Linked DNA regions of Homo sapiens: region 2 is linked to region 1. The links are chromatin loops, found by intact Hi-C in ENCODE. Cell type or tissue: CD14-positive monocyte. All regions are shown on one strand. Links, peaks and the distances in the headings refer to the core of each region. The heading gives the core; the rest is flanking DNA. Region 1 has its middle 3.5 kb from the start of CLMN. Region 2 overlaps DICER1-AS1 (DICER1 antisense RNA 1).

The links. A loop is a pair of places that touch in the nucleus more often than their neighbours do. Peaks named below come from ENCODE experiments on the same cell type or tissue, not always from the same donor. Only the 100,000 strongest peaks of a DNase experiment are listed, where the experiment ranks them.
Region 2: a loop joins it to region 1, with 3 times the contacts of the local background. A loop is called at or near these places in 17 of 110 quality-filtered maps.

The regions. Positions count from the first base shown.
Region 1 is chr14:95,321,371-95,325,370 of GRCh38, forward strand. No RefSeq gene overlaps it. Among named protein-coding and RNA genes, the nearest start is that of CLMN, 3.5 kb to the left of the region's middle. In CD14-positive monocyte, for the core only: no CTCF peak of the experiment used is centred there; a DNase peak (open chromatin) is centred at 1,541; H3K4me3 peaks cover 1,477 bases; H3K27ac peaks cover 2,100 bases.
Region 2 is chr14:95,160,468-95,165,226 of GRCh38, forward strand. The region is part of intron 3 of DICER1-AS1 (DICER1 antisense RNA 1); the gene reads left to right. Among named protein-coding and RNA genes, the nearest start is that of DICER1-AS1, 5.2 kb to the left of the region's middle. In CD14-positive monocyte, for the core only: no CTCF peak of the experiment used is centred there; a DNase peak (open chromatin) is centred at 2,884; H3K4me3 peaks cover 538 bases; H3K27ac peaks cover 975 bases.

The DNA of each region.
Region 1 (4,000 bases), core at 1-4,000:
CCCCCACAGGGACAGCAGTTTGGGCGGGGAAAGGTGGGATCAGTGGAGACAGAAGTGGAGGCCCCATTAGGGGCTCCTTGGTGCTTGGGCTTGAGGCAGGAGCTTCCTTGCTGCTGCCTTGATTCTTAATCTTGTGGTCATTTCACACTCCAAGGAGCAGGATCTCTTTCTGCGTCCTGTGGAGCCAGGGTGGTAGTAGCAGCCAGGCTAATTTTGCCCCATCTGCTAGCCATCTCCCTGTTCTTACACTTCAATTTATTTTCCATAATTGCTGTGGGGTGAAGTTGTGCTGAAAACCATTTTCTTTACAAAGCAGAGAGCTAAGAGAATCAGCCTTCTTCTCCATCATGAGAGAGGTTGCAGGGAATCTGTCTTTAAGCAATGTGCCCTGTGGATGTTAGCTACAGGGTTGGGCCATTTTTCATGATGCAAAGATGTCTGATCCTGGGAATGGACAGCCACATCATTTGGGGAACACTACCCAGTCAGCAACAGCTCCCTGGCAGGGAGGGACTATGATCACCATCGATTGAGCACCAACTGTATACCAGTTGTTGGACGACTCTCAGCCTAAAGAACTTCTTTGCTTTTCAGTAAGGTGGAAAGAATTTTAGGTGTTTTTCAAAAAGGAATAGAAGCCAGTATTGAGCATGAGGCTGGCCTCTAAAAGGTACTTGAATATTCATTGAACTCATGTGTCAATATCACCCCTGTTTCCTAGAGTGTCTCTGGGCTCCTCTGTGGGGCACACTAAGTCATCTGTGATTGATCTGTGCCCCTCAATCCTGGCTCTACACTTTTTGACCCAGCAGTGCTGAGCTGCCTCAGGTCCTGGCCACATCCAGTCACTTCCAGACCTTTGCTCATTTGTCCCCTTTGAAACGCCCTTCCCCTGCTCCCTGCACTTCACCTTTACCTAGCTTACTCCTGCTTAATCATGTGCACCTCAGAGACTTCTCCAACACCACTAGGCTCAGCTGGGTGCCTGTCTTGTACAATTCCCGTAATATTAAGTACAATCACATAATATTCCATGAACTCTGCAATTCTGTTTCCTGATTGCATCGTACTACAATTATGTTTACTTGACAGTTTTCCCCAATAAATTGTGAAGTACGTGAAAACAAGGGCTGCTCTGTGTCTGGCACAGGGAGAGGTGTCGAAATTAAATGGATGGATGAATGAATGACTCTCACTATAGGCCTGAACCCAGAAACCAGGGGACCAAAGTGAAAAAAACAGTTGACCTTCATGTCCAAGGCCCCAGTACGCTCCTGGAAAGGTGATTTTAAAAAAGTTTGCATATGTGCGATAGGCAAAGCACGTGCTTTTGGGAACCAGGTACATACCAATCTATGATATGTCCCTTCCTCTGGGTGTGTGCAGCCTCCTGGATCTGGAGTTCTGGCTGGGAGAGAAGGGTGTGTGACTTTCAGAAGGAATTAGGTATTTGGCATCTTGCATGAATCAACAGTACTCTTTTTCTTTTGCACTTCTTTGGGGGAAGGAGAAGTATTCTGCCTGAAGGCTTGGCTTCCTGGGAGTTTCCAGAAACTGAGTTTATAGAAATTGCCCAATTCTGCTAGAATCCTTGTCATTGTTTACAACCGATTTCTGCTGAGGGAAAGGACTTGGAGTCAGAGAATTGTAGAGAATCCCCAAAATGAACCTTAAAGATCGCTAAGTCTAACATCTCTTCCCATGTAAGGGCTTCTAAAACATGGTCCAGACAGGTCCAGATTCCCTGCAACCTGTCTCATGATGGATGGCCCAATGGTCTTCCTGCCTCTGCTTATGGGAACTGATGAATTCTGGCAGGAAACCCAGGTAGAGGTTTGCATCTCCTCATCCCAGACCCACTTTGGGGAAGAATAGGACAATGAAGATAAGCCCAGCACACCCTCCCAGCCACTTCCGGGAGAGGAGTGTGTTGGGGGCTGTGGCAAGGGGGATGCTGCCTTCTCTGGTCACGGCCTCAAGCCCTCACATGTGTACAACCCTTTAGGGTTTGGACAGCCCTTTCTTAGCCAGTGTTCATCTGGTCTTTGCAGTGACTTCATGAGGCCAAGGAGGCAGGGATCAGTTTTAGACGGGGTTTAAAGCTAGTAAGTAACCCATCCAAGATCGCAGAGCAAGGCAAAACCAATCTTTGTCCTGTAGCTCTTACCGCCTACCCACATCTCTCCCAAATATGACTGCATAAGGGCTCATGCTATGGGCCAGATTGACGCTTCGTAATTGGTATTAGTCATATGTTTATGTTGTATTTTTTAAAAAGTCTTAACTCCTTTAAATCAGAGTGCTCATATAAAAATCTTTAGAAATTTCAAATTAAGTCCGATTAAGTGATGATAGTGGATCCTAGCTGGATTGACCAATGATTGTCCTTCAAATGGACCAAAAACCTCTCCTGGGCAGGGGGCTTGCATTATGATGTCACCAGACTGCACTGTATCATAAAGACCCCCTGGAATCATTGGTCACCCAGGGTCTGGCCCTGTGCTAGCACCCAACTGTGAACAAGACCCAGAATCCACCTGTGAGGAGGGAGTCCAACTCTCTACAGTGTAGCCTGCCTCTGCTTTTTAGACCTTATCGAAAGGACATCAAGGAGCTTTTGGAGGACTTAAACAGGGATCAGATTGTCCCTTTAGTTGTGGTGTGGAGAAGTGATCAGAGGAGTGAGGCAGGCTGTCAGGCGGCCCTGCTGGCCTCGGTGATACAGGTGTCAGGCAGTGGCGGCCTTCGCCGGAGTGGTGGTCATGGAGATGGATTCTCCAGCTGTTCAGGCAGTGGAATTAGCAGTACCTGGCAGCTGGCTGAGGAATTTGGCAACGCCCTGTCCACACACTTTTGCTTCTAGGACTTCTGTATGTCTGTTACACCCACTATACTGCAAACTCCTCAAGAATGCCTTGCAAGCAGAGCTGTCTAATTCATCTGTGCATCGCCAGAGCCCAGCACCGTGCTGAGCACATAGTAGGAGCTCAATAAATGTTAGTTGCATACGTGAATAAACAAATATTTAAACTTCACCAAGCAGTAACTCCTAATACTCATTGAGTGCCAAGCTCCTCAAGAGAGTCAGGGTCTCATCTGTGCTTGGGAATGCTGGGTGTCAGCCTGTCTGCTGAGGTTTTGCCTGCTAAACTTTTCTTACCCATTGCTACCTACCTCCAGGAATCCTGTGGGATATAACGCAAAGGCTGGTAGCAGAGAGAGATGCTGAGACATAGAAAGAATCCAGGCTCAGCTGGACGCGGTGGCTCATGCCTGTAATCCCAGCACTTTGGGAGGCTGAGGCCGGCAGATCACGAGGTCAAGAGATGGAGACCATCCTGGCCAACATGGTGAAACCCTGTCTCTACTAAAAATACAAAAATTAGCTGGGTGTGGTGGTGCACACCTGTAGTCCCAGCTACTCGGGAGGCTGAGGCAGGAGAATGGCTTGAACCTGGGAGGCAGAGGTTGCAGTGAGCCGAGATCACACCACTGCACTCCAGCCTGGGTGACAGAGCGAGACTCTGTCTCAAAAAAAAGGAAAAAGAAGAAAGAATCCAGGCTCAGGCAAAAGAATGGTGGGTATGGTGCAGTAGACAACAGACAGAAGTGGCTACTCATGAGCTGTGTGAACTTGGGCAAGTTCCTAATTAATTTTGGCCTCTGTGCTGTCATCTGTAAAATGGGGCCCGGTGTCCCTACCTGGAAGGATTGTGTGAGATCAAAGCTGTGCATATAGAGAAGAGATTTTCAGTGAGTCTCTTTGGTAAGAGTCAGATCATTTCCATCGTACAGAGTGAACAACATTCAGAAGAAAAACTTGCCCTGAACTTGGGAGATTACCTATAAGTAAAAGATTAATATATTCTCTGAGATTTTATTAGTTTTTTTGGCGTGTGTAGGTGTTGGTGGGTGGTTAAAAAAAAATCCTGCTTCCCTAAGTAGACAGCACCGGATGCCCCAATTTCCACAAATAAAACCCTTCATTTCTTCCAGGTTT
Region 2 (4,759 bases), core at 760-4,759, 160 kb before region 1:
TTTAAATCCAGAGACATAAAATCTTGTAAGGGATATTGTTTCACACTTTGTTTGGATCACTAGAAATCTTAAAGCCTATATTTCAGCCCGTGTTAAGCAACGGTATAGTACCATGTGGCATGCATTTTCTATGGGCTAATTTTTATTTTCCCTTAGCCCCTATTATTTCCACAATTTGGTTTATTTTTTGTAGAACAAGCCAGGATTTAAATATACCTTTAAGACTCTCTGTTTGCAAGTAACAGAAACCAAGCTGAACTAGCGCAACCAAAAAGGGAGAATTTACCATAATGATATAGGTGCTTCTCACAAAAGCCCAGAACAGGAATACAGCCACATCTTAGCAAAAACTAGAACCAGTCATTGAAAAGCTTCCAGGAACCCAAAAGGTACTCTCTGTGCCCCTTGTGATTGTTTTCTATGTATCTCTGCTAACTTGTTCTCTCTGCTTTTCCATCTACATGGGAGAATATAGTCACTCCCATATTGGACTGGGCTGTCAGTTCAGTGAGGAGTCTGAGCCCAAAGAAGGAAGGTGGGGCAGCAGCCCTGCAAGGCCAGACAGCTGATTACATACAGGAGAACTACACAAAGAAAAACTATATTGAGGCTAATGGGAGCCAGATTTTTCCCTGTTGGAGAAGGGAGTTACAAGTACAGAAATAAGAAAAGCAAGAAGTTTGTGTGATTGGATTGGAATTGGAGATATTCATGTAAAGTCATGGTTCTTAATACATGTAGATATAAAAATAAATATAAATGTAAAAGTGTGTATCTATATATTTTGTGAGATTCTGAAATATATATTTGGTCTTTGACCTCATTTTCTGGTGTACAACTCCTAAATTTCTTACAAACACCGAAGTGATGTCTTTTGTATGCTAATGAGTTGGCTCGTGGCTGGGAGCCCCTAGGTAGCTTTAGGATGGGGTTGGTCATCAGAAAGACCAAGGCAGGATCAGAGGGTTGGACCTTCAGCCTATCACCAACTTCTTGGAGAAGAGAAGGGTTGAAGGTCAGGTTATCACCAGTGGCCAATAGTTTAATCAGTCATCCCTTATGTAATGAAGCCTGCATAAAAACCCATGAGGACAGGGTTGGAGAGCTTCTAGATAGCTGAACACCAGGAGGTTCCTGGGAGGGTGGTGCACCCAGGGAAGGCATGAAAGGTCTGAGCCCCTTCTCCCACACCTCATCCTATTTATCTTTTCATCTGTATTGTTTGTAATATCTTTTGTAAACATAAGTGTTTGCTTGAGTTCAGTGAGCTGCTCTAGCAAATTAATCTAACCCAAGAGGGGGTCATGGCAACCACAACTTGAAGCCTGTCGGAAGTTCTGGAGGCCCAGACTTGGGACTGGTCAGTGGCCAGGGACAGAGTGGGGCAGTTGTTGGGATGTGTTGGGGAGTGAGCCTCAACCTGTGGGATCTGATGCTATCTCCAGGTTAGAAGGGAATTGGAGGACACCCAGTTGGTGTCTGCTGCAGAATCGATTGCTTGCTTGGTGTGTGGGGAAACGCCCCCCGACATTTGGTCACTGAAGTCTTCTTTGTTAATTGTTGAGGGTGAGGGAATAGGGTGTGTAATTTTTCCACAGTCAGTTATATACACACACATGTCTATAAATGTATTTACATATATTTCCTAGGCCTAACCAGTGAGAAGGTCTTGGTGCAGCAACACCACATTAGCCAAGAGAACACCTAACACCTAGCTCTAAACACCTTTCTCCATGAAAAGGAACCAGGGCGCTTTAGAGAAATGGCTGATTTTAGGGTTGGGCCAGAGAAAGTATAGTATGAGACTGGAACATCTTGTGCTAGAAAGTGTGGAAATGCTCAAGAAATGGTGGAGACAGTTCAAAAGGACAAAGCAATCAGCTTGAAAGGGCTCCTGTTGGCCAAATCTGGGACAATTTGAACATCAAAATAAATCACAGTAGCAGGAGATTATATCCCATGGGTTAAAATGGAATCTATGAGTCCACACTTTCAAAAAAAAAAAATAAATGGCAATAAAGAGCTCTTTAGAATAGAATTCAATAATATATTTAGAAAAAAGAATGGAATTGTAACCCAGTCATAGGTTCAGCAGCCCACTGCTTACAGAGCACAATTAACAAGAGTGAGGTCTGCCGTAAAGAAAGTGACTTTTTATTCCAAAGCTTAACGTAGGGGGAAAAGTGCAGGTTCCTGCCTTAAGGTACTGATTTGCTTTTGGGGCAGAAAGCAGGGGCTTTTAAAGTGGGACTTGGCATGAATGGCATGCAGGGGAGGGAGCAAGCAGGTGAGGATCTACATGACTCTCCTTAGCGCTTTTATCTACCGGGTGTTTGAGCTGGCACCATGGCAGGCAGGACTAGATTGTAAAGTGGCCATTGTCTGAGATGCTCTCCAAGTGGGACAGAGTTTCCTAGCAGGCATAGTTTAGATTGTAAATTGACTGTTGTCTCTCCAGGCAGTCTCCTGGTGGGAGAGATTTCTGGCTTAGAACCTTCTAAAAGCACATGGTTAAATAAGCTTGCCCTGTAAGGAGTGTCTGGTGAAGGGAAGGTAAAGATTATAATTGCATTTCTAAGGAACTAAGTGGGAAGTGGGAGAAAGGAGAAAAGGAGAAAAGAAAAAAAAAATGTTTTAAAACACAGTTATCTTTCTCTTAGAAAAATGGGGGTACTCAGTAAACAGAATTAGAAAATCACCATTTGGCAATCATCAGACAAGAAATATCAATGTTTGCTAAATCTAGTGGGGAAAAGTTGAATAAGGAATGAGTTACTTACATAGGTTCAAAGCATCTCCCCATGAAATTCTTATTTAAAAAAACAGGAACTTTACAAAAGAGGAATCTAGTAGATATCGTCTTACTCATGACAAAAAAAAAAATCAGCATTAATCAGGCTGCACTTTGACCCATTTATCAGTTGCTGAAAGTCACACAGCACTCTAGATACTGACCAGTTGCATCCGCAGTTGTTCCTATCAATAGAATTTCCAACTTTAGGATCATGACTATTTAACAGTTGATTTTCATCTCTATTGTTCCTATAGATAGAATCTCTGACATTAAAACCATAAGGTTTTTGCTTAAGGATCAGTTAAGATGTTTACAGACCCTGAATTCCATAAGCATTTTGAAGCGCAGAATCAGCATGAGAAGACAGCTTCCTCATCTCCTGCCCTATGACTTCAACCTGCACTGTTCAACCAATGAATGATCTCTGCCCTTCGGCCCACTCCAAAACCCTAAAAAACCCTACCCCAAACTCCTTAAGGAGATGGATTTGAGGTTCCCTCCTGTCTCCCTGTTCTGTGACACTACGACTAAACCTCTCTGCTGCAGCCTGGTGTCTCCACATGTTGACTTGCTGAATGCATTGGGCACTGGACCAATTATGGTTACAACCTTATCAAGTGCTGACAAGGGTATAGTACAACTGGAACTCGCATACATTGCTGATGGGAATGCAGATGCTGTAACCACTGTGGAAAACAGTTTGGCAGTTTCTTATCAAGTTAAGATATATTTTCCATAAAACCTAGTATATTGTCTCTCTAGAGAACCCTAATACACATATATATACATATATGTATATGTAGATATACACATATACACATGTGTGGATGTACACATAGACACGTGTGTGGATATACATATATACACATGTGTATGTGTGTATATACACGCACATGTGTGTGGATATACATATATACATGTCTACATAGATATACAATTATGTGTATATACATGTATATGTATGTATATGTGTATGTAGATATATGTGTGTTTGTGTGTATGTGTATGGAAGTTAATTTGTTAGGGAGAATTGGTTCCCATGTTCACAAAGGTGAAGTCCCACAATTAGGCAAGCTGGAAAATGAAAGAAGCCAATAGTGTAACTCAGTCCAAGTGTGAAAGCCTCAAAACCAGGGAAGCCAACACTACAGCCCCCATTCTGAGGCTGAAGGTCTGAGAGTCCCTGGGAGGCTGCTAGTGTAAGTCCCAGAGCCCAGAGGTTGAAGAACCTGGAGTCTGATGTCCAAGGGTGAGAGGCAGAAAAGTCTTCTTGCTCCAGAAGTGTGAGAGAGCAAAAAAGGAAAGCCAAGCAAGCTGAATGTCCCTTTTCTTCCACCTGCTTTATTCTAGCCACATCCCAATGTGATTGGATGGTGCCCACCCACATTGAGGGCTGGTCTTTCTTTTTCAGTCCACTGACTCACATGCCAGTCTCCTCTGGAAACAACTCATGGACACACCATGAGTTGTGGACACACCCAGCAACAGTGTGTCACCAGTGACCTAGGCATTCCCAATCCAGTCAAGTTGACGACTAATATTAACCATCACACCTAGCATTCCTACTCCTAGACATTTACCTAAAAGAAATGAAGCCAAAATCTAGAAACAACTCCAGTATCTATCAGTTGGCAAATGGAAAACAACTTGTGGCACATCCATATAATGGGACACTATGCAGCAATAAAAAAGGGATGAAATACTGGTATATGGAACAACACTGTTGAATCTTATAAGCAAAGTGAAAGAAACCAGACACAAAGGGTTATATAATGTAGGATTCCATTTCTGTGACTTTCTGAAAAAAAGCAGAGCTATAGGGAAAGAAATCAGATGTGTAGCTTTAGGGGTTATAATGGGGAGAATCTTTTTGGGGTGATAAAAATGTCCTATATCCTGATCGTGCCTGGTTGTTACACACTGCAAACATTTGTCAAAACTCATTGAACTATACACTACATTTTA